2 separate regions of the Homo sapiens genome follow, and region 1 is linked to region 2. The links are chromatin contacts, found by Hi-C or POLR2A ChIA-PET in ENCODE. All regions are on one chromosome and are shown on one strand. Each heading gives the region's core, a stretch centred on a gene start or an enhancer-like site at or near the end of the contact. The rest is flanking DNA. Distances are from core to core; before and after follow the strand shown.

The links. Hi-C counts contacts between places; a loop is a spot of excess contacts on that map. ChIA-PET counts read pairs that join two places held with the same protein, here RNA polymerase II (POLR2A). Pooled maps may share reads with other maps.
Region 1: a pooled map shows a loop between it and region 2 (5-fold over the local background). The contact joins the enhancer-like site here to the promoter of STRIP2 in region 2. A Hi-C loop is called at or near these places in 1 of 37 single-sample maps with no recorded cell type and 9 of 50 pooled maps. POLR2A ChIA-PET finds 5 or more read pairs at or near these places in 1 of 52 experiments (WTC11).

Annotation. Positions count from the first base shown.
Region 1 is chr7:129,776,666-129,782,848 of GRCh38, forward strand. No RefSeq gene overlaps it. Among named protein-coding and RNA genes, the nearest start is that of MIR183, 4.7 kb to the left of the region's middle. RefSeq lists enhancers at 273-1,119, 3,658-4,503, 5,350-6,183 and silencers at 2,818-2,947, 3,098-3,177, 3,238-4,037. Within about 2 kb of position 3,311, at least 14 of the 41 ENCODE cell types and tissues checked have a DNase peak (open chromatin) inside an H3K27ac peak, as active enhancers do.
Region 2 is chr7:129,432,552-129,438,252 of GRCh38, forward strand. STRIP2 (striatin interacting protein 2) reads left to right here and starts at 1,881. Exons shown (of 21, transcript NM_020704.3): 1 at 1,881-2,050. The coding sequence starts at 1,922. RefSeq lists a silencer at 1,761-2,240.

The DNA.
Region 1 (6,183 bases), core at 2,061-4,560, 350 kb after region 2:
CCCTGGGATAATTAAACAGAATGCAGAATTCTTCTTTCTTCTGGCTGGGCGCAGTGGCTCACACCTGTAATCCCAGCGCACTTTGGGAGACGGGAGGATCGCCTGAGGTTAGAAGCTCGAGACCAGCCTGGTTAGCATGGTGAAACCCCCGTCTCTACTAAAAATACAAAAATTAGCCAGGCGTGGTAGCAGGCGCCCGAAGCTGAGGCAGGAGAATCGCTTGAACCCGGGAGGTGGAGGTTGCAGTGAGCAGAGATCGCACCACTGCACTCCAGCCTGGGCAACAACAGAGCGAGATTCTGTCTCAACAACAACAAAAAAAAAAAAAAAAAAAAAAAGAATTCTTCATTCTTCTTTTGGGGACAGCCAAGGATGGGGAGAGGCAGGTGTTAGGGAAGGGGAACACGCAGCACCTTGCAACCAAGGAGCCACAGAGGCCTTAGAGCTGGAGAACAGATGGAGCCAGGGATTCTGCTCTCCCCAGCCCAGGAAGGAATAAAAGGGACCCCAGGTAGAGGAGAGAGCCCTGTAACAAAGCAGCCAAACACGTACGCTCCTTCAAATTGTGGCATCTCTGTCGAGCTCCTTGGTCTGTTTTCCTCATCTTTGTAACTGACATAGGATGGAATACAGGGAGCAGCTCGCAAAGCCAAATCCCTCTCCACTTCCAGTTCTAGTCGGCTGGGCCAGGTTCCTCCCCTGCGCCTGCCTCACCCCTCCTAACCCAAATGCGACAGGAAGCCCAAGTGCCGCAGTGCCTGGGGGGTGCCACGCCCGCTGGGGCCTCTCCATCCTGGTGGAGGGAGGCTGGGGCCTGGGCCCTAGGGAAGCAAGGTCTCCCAGCTCTCTCGAAAAGCGGGTAAGAGGAGCTCTCCGACATCAGCAGCAGAATCCCCACTCGGAATCTCAAAAGGGAAAACAGAGGCCTATGGCTTGGCGCAGGTCAGGATAGCAGCCTCTTCTGCCCTCCCTGCAGGACACAGCCCTGACCTTGAGATCAAAGGCACAGAAATCCGCTTCTGGAGTGGGAAGATGAAGACAAGGTCTCCCACACCCGCTGGGCGTCAGCGCCTGGCAATGGAAGAGGACCAAAAGAGATGCAACTTGCAGGCCAGGCTGGGCAGCCAGGGACTCACAGGGTGTGTGGGGGTCCTACACATCCTAGGAGGTCTCCACAAAGCGCCCCCTCCCACCTTCGGTCGCTCTCAGCCCCACCCTCCTGAACTCTACTTGGGCCTTCTTAAAACTCGAGTCCCCTTTCCCCTAGGGGTGTCCCTTCCTGGGCACTGGTGCCCAATGCAAAGGGCAGGCCCCCAACCCCTTCCAGTGTTAGAGGTGAGTGTTGCAGGACTCTGGGCTATGGGTACTCCGGGGTCCTTAGACAGCACATAGCCTACCGCTCGACTCCTGGCTCTCCTCTCCACCTCTACACAACGAATCTGGAGTCCAGGGTCCCAGCCGCGCCACCCACAACCGGTCTGGTCCTGATCCCTCCAGTCTCTATCAAATGCCCCTGAGGTCCCAGGGGCTAGAGGCTGCTGGGGCCCTTGAACGGGCATGCCCTGGACGCTGCGCCTGTCATCCTGTGTCCCCATGAGGTGCTGGGAGAGGGGCCCAGAGCTCCTTTCCCCGAAGCCCAGGCCGCCACCGACCCATTAAATAAATACTCAGGTGTCTGGGGTGCGGAGCTCACTCCAAGAGCCACTGGGCCCCGGTAGGAGAAAAAGAATAAACGAAATCCTCACAAGTGAGGCCGGCATCCTAGAATTTTCTCTTCTTTGCGTAAGGCCGACTCCAGAGGTCCCGCTAACTCCCCCGCAGGAGCATGAAGGGGCGGCCTTGAGCGGTAAAGAAACGAGCAGTGGTGGAGGCTGCCGCTCCGAGCCCAGGTCCGAACCGAGAGCCGCGCGGGGAATGTGGGGGTCGAGGCTGAGAGCTGGGCTTGGGGCAGGTTCCTTTGCGTTCGCTCAGGCCACGATGAGGCCACTAGGACAGATTTCTCCGAAGGCTCGGCCTCGGATCAGAGATCCGCCGACTCGGTGCCCATCGGTCGGGCTCACTGGGTGACAGGTAGAGGGTGATGCGCACCCGTAGAGCTGAGTGACCCGGCCCGAGAATCCGCCACCTGGCTCGCAGGATTTTCGCCCTCAGGAGCTTTGCGAAGACGGGCGCAAACCTGGGAGGCGCCGCCGCACCTTGCCTGTGGGGGTGGGGAGGTCGATTACGGCACCGCCCGCCCTCGGCCCTAATCGCTCAGAGCCGGCCTCAGTGCCCCTGCCCCCGGCGGGTATTACTGTACACGGTGTCCGGGAGCCCGGGTTGGAAGAGCAAACGAATGGCTCAGCCTGGAGGACACCGTGGAATCGGGCGACCCCTGACCCCGGGTGACACCCTCACTGCCCATAGTCCTGGGATGCGCTGACCGGTGAGGCGCCAGAGGCAAGCCGTCCAGCCGCCGATCTTGGGGAAGGGCTGGGAACCTGGGTGCCACTAGCGCTATTAACAGGAATGGGGCAGTTGAGGGCGGGGAACGGTGTCTCATTCGCGTGCGCCGGGGTTCCCGGGATGAGTGGCCGCGAAGTGGAGGCACACGGGAGGTCTGAGAGCCGCTTTCCCCCAGAGACTGGGCGGGGCGGCTCCGGGCCACGGAAGCAGCCTCGAACCAGCCGCGCAGCCCTGACAAGACGCTGGAGGGGCCAGCTCCGGGGCCCCGGCGCTCTCCGCAGCCCCCTCCCAGCCTGGCGCTTCCGCCTGAGCCCACCAGGGCGGCGAAACGCAGCCCGACCCCAGCCAAACTCCTCGCGGGTAGGCACCTCGCAAGCACCGGCCGCACTCGGACCGCAGCCGCTCCCGCCCCCGCCCCCGCCCGGGAACAGCGCTGGGCGCTGGGCAGACGCCACTGGCGGACCCGGGACCCAGGCGCCCCGTGGGCGCCTCCGCCTGAAGGCGCGGAAGAGCGAGTAGGCACTGCCGCGTCATCCCCGAAAGCCAGCTGCGCCGGGACTTCTGCCCTGCACCCGGGTTCTAGTGCGGCCGGTCCCGGGCGCCCGCCTCCGCCTCCTCTACTGAGCCCCGCTCTGGCTCCGCCCGGCCCGCCCCCCCGCTCCCGGCCCCAGACACTCACCTGCGCCGGCTCCAGGCTGGGCGCACAGCCGCCTCTCAGCTCCGCGCGGAGTCCACACCAGAGAAGCCAGGCAAAAACGGCCCCGGTTTGGAAAGAGCCGCATGGACGGAGCTTGAAGCGCGCCCGGCCCGGGCCCAAACCTCCGCTGCCCCGCGAGAGGGGGCGGCGCCGGAGCGCCGAGCCCAGCGGGGGAACAAAGGGGAGCCGGGACCCGGCCGCGCGCTTCCTGGGTGTCGGGTGACAGGTCTGCCGGGGAAGGCCCCGGCCCGGCCACCTGAAGAGGAGCCGCCTCCGCGCTGCAGGCGGGGGAGGTCCAGAGGGGTACCTGGGCCCGAGGACCGGAAGAACAGGGGGCGCGGGCTGCCCGGACCGCGCGGCTGGACGGAGGCCCTGCGGCTCCGGCACGGCTGCGCGGGGGCTCGACGGAGTGCACAGAGAATGACTCCAGGAGGGTTTTACCGCCCCCCGCCCCGGGCCCCGCCCGCCCCTCGCGCAGCGCCATTGGCTCAGGTGCCGCGAGGCGGGGAGGGGCAGGGGGCGGGCCGGGGATGATTCACCTTGAATGTGGCTCCGGTTGGTGCGCGGCGCAGGGCACGCCCGTCCGGGACTGCGGAGACGCCGGGAGCCCCGCCTGCTTGCCCAACCCGGCCGGGTCTGGCCCCAAGGGGTCCCGTCGCCCGCCTTCTATCCCCGCCTCCTGCCCTCGGGCTAGGGTGCCGCTAGCCGAGGTGCGCCCGGACGCCCTGCCACCCCAGCGCCCTCTGAGCCCGGAGCTAGCCGAGGTGTGTGTGGCGTGGCGTGCTTGGAAATCCGACCCTGGGAGGGGGGAGGGGAAGTGCGTTGGGAGCTGGGGCGCACCGTAGGGCCACTGGACGATCTCTGCAGTCTCCCCGCAGAAAGGTGCTCAAGGCTGACCTGTCTCAGGGGGCGCACCCGGACCCAGGGGCGCAGGGCTGGAATGGGGACAAGGGGCCTCCATGTCCTCACACGCCCACCCTCGGCCAGTTCTGCGGCCTCACAGGTGTCTGGCCACCGCTGCCGCCGCCGCCGGGAACAAAGGCTGTCTGTCCCAAGAGAGGGAGGGGGAGGGGAGCCGCCCCCCAGACCCGTTCCCATCTCCCCCTCCCCCCACTGCGACAGTGGCTCCCTCGGGAGGGGGCGGGGCCAGCCGGGGCTGGGGCGCGGACGCGGATTAGATCCTTCTCAACCGTCCTTTGGTCTGACACCACCCGGAGCATTCAGAAGGGACCGGGGGGCAGGGGCTAGGTCCTCCAAGCTGTCAGCGTTGGGGTGGCCTCTTCCTTCTTCCCCAGCATCCTGAGCACCGGAGCGCCCCCTCCCTCCCTGCTGCTTTGGCTGCCCTTGGCAGTCCCAGCTCCGCCCCGCCCGGCCGCCCCAGACGGCAACGGCAGCTCAAAACCAGATTAAAATAAAACGTTAATCCGCCCTTCTCCTTTTTAGCTTCTAGTTCTTCCCAATCGACCCCCGCAGATCTGGCACCCTAGAAGCCCCTGTAAAATGAGGGTGGTGCTTAGCCTATGCTCCCACCAAACCTAACCCTTGCACTTGAAGACCGTTAACACCTTGTCTTGGGCTCGAGCAAAAGAAGGGGGTGAGGCAGTGGAAGCGGGGCCCGGGAAATCTATAGTTTCCCCACCCCCAGCTCCTGCCGAGCCGGGAGGGGCCAAGGGTGACGGCAAGGATACGAACCCTTCAATATGCCCGACTCCCGGGCAGGGCCTGCTGAAGCCGTAGATGTCGCAGCCAGATGGATCGGGAAGCAAGATTCCCACCCCAGGTGGATAACTGGACGAGTCTCAGGGCCTCGGGGCCCCTCTCCCCATGCAGCCAGGGATGGGCACGGTGAGCGAGAACCCGGACAGCGGAGATAATGAGCACGTCACAGAGCCCAACGGGCCAAAAGGGGGTGATAGCTCCACATTAACCCCTCCCCGTCCTACTAGCATTCCCCCGCCCATCTAGGTCGCCTCGAGCCTCCCTGGCTGTCTCTGCACCCGCGCCCTACCTGGTCCTCAGACCCATGCGATGCTGGGCAACCCGGGCCGGGTGTGCCCAGGACCGCAAAGCGGGAAGCGCAGGCCTTGCGGACTGCGAGTGGCCCCCGCGGCCTGCTGCTCCCCTTTATAACGCGCGCCCCGCCCCCCGCGCTCCGGGCGCCCCGCCCTGGCCCATTCACCTGCTGTCGAGAACCAGACACCGCGCAGCAGAAAGCTAGCCGCTGGGCCGCGAGGTCCGGCCGTCGGAGCGGGCGGGGCTGGGGCGCCGCCGAGACAGATCCGATTTCCACCTTTTCTTAAATGCGCTGCTGAAAGTCGAGAAGGCCCCGGCCGGGGAGCTCGCGTCGCTTCCTCCCCCCTCAGCTCCCCTCGCACCCTGAGTCCCCCAGCCCCACTCCGGGAGGGGCCGCGAAACTGCACCCGCAAGGGCCTCATACATATTTTAAGGAGCAGGCCAGGCAGGTAACCGGAGCTGGACTCGGACGGTGAGGGGGCGGCCCCCGGGGACCTGATACCCTGGATCCCTTACGGCTCAGGGCTCAGGCGGGGGAAGAGGTGGCTCAGGACGACCTGGGGTCCTCACTTTGCTGGCCTGTCCAGCGCATCCTAAGCCCGCGTGTATCCTACCCCCTCCTTCTGCAGATCCAATGTCCGTCTGGCAATTGCCCCATTCCCTCTCGCTGGAGAGATCCCTTCCGCCTCGCCACAGGCGTCCCACGCTGCCCGGAGTCGTGCGCCCCGGGACGGGTAGTTTTGGGTTCCTCGACGCTTGGCCAGGTTTAGGAAAGACCCGCTGTCTTCCTTGCTGCCCCCACCTAGGAGACTCGGCGCCTTGCGCTCCGTCCTTTTTAATGGTGTCGCGGCTTGTCCCTCTGGCTTGCTCCCTCCTAGTCCCTACCCCACACGGCTCCCTTCGCCAGCTCCATGACAATCCCACTCGTGCTGAAGACCTTGGGCAAAGAAGTAACCATCGGTCTTCCCCTCCCTTCCCATTCCTCCGGCGGCAGGACTAGGGGGAAAGGTGCCCGGGATACAAGCCCC
Region 2 (5,701 bases), core at 631-3,130:
CCAGGGACTTTCTTGGAAATTCATATCAATTCAGTTCTGTAAACGCCACACTCCCCACCCCCCACACCCAGCCCCCCGCCCCGAGACATTTTTGGTTGTCGCACTAGCGGGAGGATACTACTGGCATCTAGTGAAGAGAGGCCAGGTATTCTGCTAAGCATCCTACGATGCACAGGACAGCCCCCTACAATAAATATTCAGCCCCAATTGTCAATAGTACAGAGACTGTGAAACGCTGCGTTAAACGTACATAAATTAGGGGCATACAAAAATGAGCTAAATTTGGTCTTACTCGCTAGGAGCCTATATGTGGGTGGGGAGAGGAGTGGGACTGGAAGAGGAAAAGGAAGATGTGAAGGTACAGTAAGGAGATATTGGACCAGGGTGAGAAAACCCAAAAAGCTCCAAAGAGTGCTCTCAAACTTGCCTTGTTCTGTCGCCTATGAACTGGCAAAGGGAAAAGTGAGAGAGAGAGAGAGATGTTAAGAAAGGGACAGGGTTGTCCCTAAGGTATGGGAAGGTGGAGTAATTCCTCTAGGCCCTTTGCTTTGGGTATATCGTGGAAAATGTTAGGATTTTGGATCTAGGCAGAACTGGTTTGACACCAACACAACCTGAATGAGTTGAGGGCTAAAAGGAAAGCTTTGTGGAGGAGGAGGAGGTGACAACTAACTAGAATCTTTATGAGAGAAAAGGAATCAACCAGGAGAACAGAAGACAGTCTCCTCCAGAGAACAGCATAGGCAAGACCCTGAGACAAGATAGAATATGATACCTTGGAAACCGCAGGGAGGAATCTGCAAGTGCCGGTTTCTTCATCAGTAACATTGGATTCGTAAAAACACCCTGTCGGGGAGAGGTATGATGTGATATTTGGAAAGCGCTTACTGCAGTGCCTGGCACCAAGCTCAGTTCAACAATCCCCCAGACCCTTCCTAAAGCAACCAGGCTGGGGACAGCGATTTGGTCCCACCTGTTCCCCTGAGCCTACGTCTTTGGGGCTTCTATTACCAAGCCAGACTGTCTAAATATTTACTACAAGCTACTTTTTAAATTCAGGAGAGGGCAGATCAAACAGCCTCTTTTGCCCCCAGTAACAATGAGCCCTTAGGAAGCATCTAAGAGAGAGGAAGGAAAGAAAGGACTGGCGAGCAGGTGAGGGTGGGGGCTTGCTCTACCCTCAACATTTACACACCATGAGGAAGAGGCCCCCTACAGCAGAGAAGGGCAGATGACAGGAGCAGCCCTCGAGGGCACCACCAATTTCAGTGATGGAAAAACTCCCCCATCCCACCCTTAGACCTCCAGTCTCCCAGCCAAGCCCTAGCTCCGGGCGAGATGCGTTCTCTTCAGAAAAACGCTGAGAATTCTCAGCTTCCAGAGACAGCGAGTCCCTCGTTTCGGGCGATGTCCCTGGCCACCTGGCGGTGCCATCCCTCCCCTGAGACTAAGCGGGATATGGGACGTGTGCAGGAGCCGGGATATGGGGGGCCGGGTCGGTGGTAACAGGGAAACGGAGACTGCTGTGGAGCAGTAGGCGGAGACTAGAGCTCCGGAAAAGGTCGCTACAGGGACGGGGGTGAGAGCTGAGAGACACCGAGTGAGGAGCACAGAGATAACCCGCCTGATCTCAAGGCCCAGCTTTCGCGAGGTGTGGAGCCTGTAGCTAACCTAGGAGTCTCCGTCCGCCAGCAATGCCGCAGGACTAAAAAGATCCCCTCAAAAATCTCTTCATTGAGCCCCCACCTCCTCGAGTCCCGCTCCGGCCGGTCGAGCAGCCAATCGCCTCGCGGGGCGGGGTTGCGGCGAGCTGCCGTAACCAATAGAGGTGGAGGGGGCGGGGCCTGGCTCCCGGCGCGCGGCGGTAGGGTCGCCTCCGGCAAAGCGAGCTGAACCCTGAGGGGAGCCGCTGACCAGCAGCATGGAGGACCCCGCCGCGCCTGGGACCGGGGGCCCGCCCGCAAATGGCAATGGCAACGGCGGCGGCAAAGGGAAGCAGGCGGCGCCCAAGGGCCGCGAAGCGTTCCGAAGCCAGCGGCGGGAGTCAGAGGTGAGGAGCCCGGAAAGCTTCGGCTGGGGCCCGGAGACGCCCGCCGGCGGGAAGCGGCGGCTGAGGTGATTCGGCCTCGGCCCCGGAGCCCTCGGCGCGCTCGATCAGCCCCGCGCAGTGGGCGCCTGCGGGGTCCTAGCGGCTGAACTCTGGGCTCTTTGGCCCGGACCAGTGTCCGCCCGTCTCCTGCCGCGGGTTGGGGGCTTTCTAGCCCTCTGGCTTTCCCCCGCTGCGCGAAGATGAGCGCGGTATTGAGCGGACCAGATACTTTCCAAATATTTATCTCACTTAATCGCTGCAGCCCCCTGAAGCAGAAATTCCGATCCCAGTTTATAGACGGGGGAACAGGAGCGGAGAGGTTAAGTGACTGGCTTGAGGGGTGGGAGGCTGGAGCTCAGCCGCAGGAAAGCAGGATTGGCGAGTGGGGCAACCGCAGTCCCCCTCCCAGGCTGCCTGCGGCGGGCCCCTGGGCCAGCCGAGGGACTTCTGCCCGTTCCCTGCCCGTCCCCTTCCCCCCGTAAGTCTTAGGCCGTTTCGGGAGCGCCTTCCGCGGACATCAGGCCCCTGCCTGTGAGGGCTGAGCGAGACGGGATTCAGGCAGGGGCAGTCCTGGAGTGGCTATCTGGAGGGAGCAGTCGCAGGATACAGATAGGAGTGTGAATATTTCGATCTCTTCCTCCTCTCCTGAAAAAAGAAACCCTATCTATGAAGATGAAAGCGTTGAATTATTATCACTTCCCTATCCCCTCATTGAGGCAGTTCCCATCAGTTGGATCTGAGCGGGGATCAGAATAGACGACAAAATATCAGATGTGGCAGGGTCTGCAGATATCATCTGGTATAACCCTTTCATTTTACAGACCTAAAAAAAAGAGGAGTGACTTGCCCAAGATCAGACATCTGGCATAGTTGGTGGTCAAGAACACCAGACTTTGGAGTAGTCAGACCAGGTTTTGACTCCTAGCCCTATCATTTACTACCTGTGTGATTTTCGGCACATTACGGAACCTCTCTGAGCTCCAGTTTCTTCATCTGTAAGATGAGATTAACACTGCCTACCTCAGAAGGTTGTGATAAAGTCAAAATGAGATAATTGACTATAAAATGTTTGGCACAGTGCAGGCACAATGCATGTAATTAGTCAGTACATAGTAACTCTTAGTATATTGCTATCATCATCATCATCATCATCATCAAGTGGCAGAGCTGGTACTAGAAACCAGGTTTTTGGCATCCCAGACCTTGCCTTACCATTTGAATAGCATTTCAGTTTCCAAAGTGATTTCATGTATGCTTTACATTTTGATGTAGGTAGAGTAGGAGGAATCCATTCATTTTTTTTCAAGGTAGAAATGGAGATGAAAAGACTGGCCCAAAGTCACCACCTTGCAGAGGCAGAGAGCTCAGCCCTCCTGTCTTGCTAGATGATACCCGCCACATCATCTCCCTCCCTACTTCAAGATGAGTCTGGTCTTTTAGGGCACCCTGTACCTCCTTCCCCCACAGAGACATTGTTCTCGTTCAAATGTTTTTTTGGGGAGATGAGCCATTCATTAATTCAACAATTATTTATCGAGGACTTTCTGCCAGCCACTGTTTTAGGTGCCAGGGATATATCAGTGAACAAGATAGGGTCTTCGCCCATGGGGAGACAAATTGTGAGTAAATAAATAAAATAATTTCAGAATGATATGTTCTATGGGGGGAATAAAAGTCTCTGCCTGGGTCTCCCTTCTAAAGTTGCAATCTGTTCCCCACCTGTCAAGTCTTCTTCAGGCAAAGGCTCTGAGAGTACAGTCCTTTGCTTTTGCCAGTACTTTGCAGTGTCCAGAGACTCGAAAGCTTTCCACCTGCACCGCGGTTTACCTGCTGATTGTCTGCAGCTGCACTCTTCATGCCTGGAAATGAACAACTGCTGCGATCATCTCTATCTGGGCTCATTGCCTGCCAAAAGCCTGGCTGGAAAGATTAGCTTTCCTCTACCTTCTGCTGCAGCAGGACTCCTTTTACCTGCCAGTACATCCCCTATTACCACAGTACCCAGGTGCCAGATCTGCTTTTCTTCTCTCCCTCTTTTTGCTTTCCTGTGGAAGGCAGTCCTTAGAGGAGATGGGATTTTTTTCCTCTCTAGGGCTTTTAGAAAATCACTAGAAGAGAATTACTGTGGCACAAGTCAAGAGAGCCTCATCGTGTATCACTGTTTATGGAAGCACTGTTGACCTACCTTCTCCCACTGGCTTAGTGTGTGAACATCCCAACCTAAAAAGGAAGCTAAAGAATAATTGTTTGCTTAATAAGAAGAGTCTTAACCTAATAAAAGGATTCACCTCAGACCTCTTTTAGCCAGATCTGGTTTATTGATCTCAAACTCCTTGACAAAGTTTTAACTGGTCTGTGGTAAAATGAGGAAAATTCAGGTCATCGAAGTGAGTTTTTCTAAAAATTTAGTTCAATATATTAAATTTAAGAATGTATACAATTTAAAACAGTGTTTTTCAAACTGCTATAGGGGGCAACCTGTTAATTGAGGCTAAAATTTTTATTTTAAGAAATAAAGCCAGCATGATGGCTCATGCCTATTATCCCAGCACTTTGGGAGACTGAGGCAGGTGGGTAGCTTCAGCCAGGAATTCGAGACAAGCCTGGGAAATGTAGGCAGACCCCATCTCTACAAATAAATAAAAAATAAAAAAGATTTAGCCAGGCATGATGGTGCGCGCCTGTTGTCCCAGCTGCTCAGGAGGCTGAATCACTTAAGTCTAGGAGGTTGAGGCCGCAGTGAGCTGTGATCATGCCACTGCACTCCAGCCTGGGTGAGAGGAAGACCCTGTCTTAAAAAAAAAAAGAAAAGAAAGAGAATAATAGAAAATATCACTGCATCACATGCAGTAAAGGTAAATATTTTGTTAAACTTTTGTTCCAGTTTGTGTGTGTGTGTGTGTGTGCTGGGACGTAATGTAAAAGGTATCATTTTTCCAAAAAGTTTGAAAAACAATTTTTAATGGCTGTTCTTTATTCTGAGATTCTGTCTTTCATTTTTTGAATTTTTTAAAGTTTTTAAAGTCCTTACCTATCAGAATAAAACAGCAACAACCCTATGTCATTTGCCACTCTCCACCTTTTTCTTTTTCCCTACTGTTCCTTTTAATCCAAAAGTTTGGAAATCTTTGCTATAGTGGATTAAAACATGATTCGCCTTGTTTTTTTTTGTTTTTTTTTTTTTTGACAGAGTCTCACTCTGTCACCCAGGCTGGAGTGCAGTGGCGCAAACTCGGCTCACTGCAAGCTCTGCCTCCCGGGTTCACGCCATTCTCCTGCCTCAGCCTCCCGAGTAGCTGGGACTACAGGCGTCCGCCACCATGCTCGGCTAATTTTTTGTATTTTTAGTGGAGACGGGGTTTCACCGTGTTAGCCAGGATGGTCTCGATCTCCTGACCTCGTAATCCGCCCACCTCGGCCTCCCAAAGTGTTGGGATTACAGGCGTGAGCCACTGCGCCCGGCCAATTTGCTTTGTTGACAGTATAAATTGGCATAATGTTTTGGGGGAGCAACTTATATACAAAGAGACTTTAAAATGTTCATAAGATTTGATTCATTAATTTTCTTTATAAAAATCTATGCTTAGGAAATATCCTAAATATAGAAAAAAG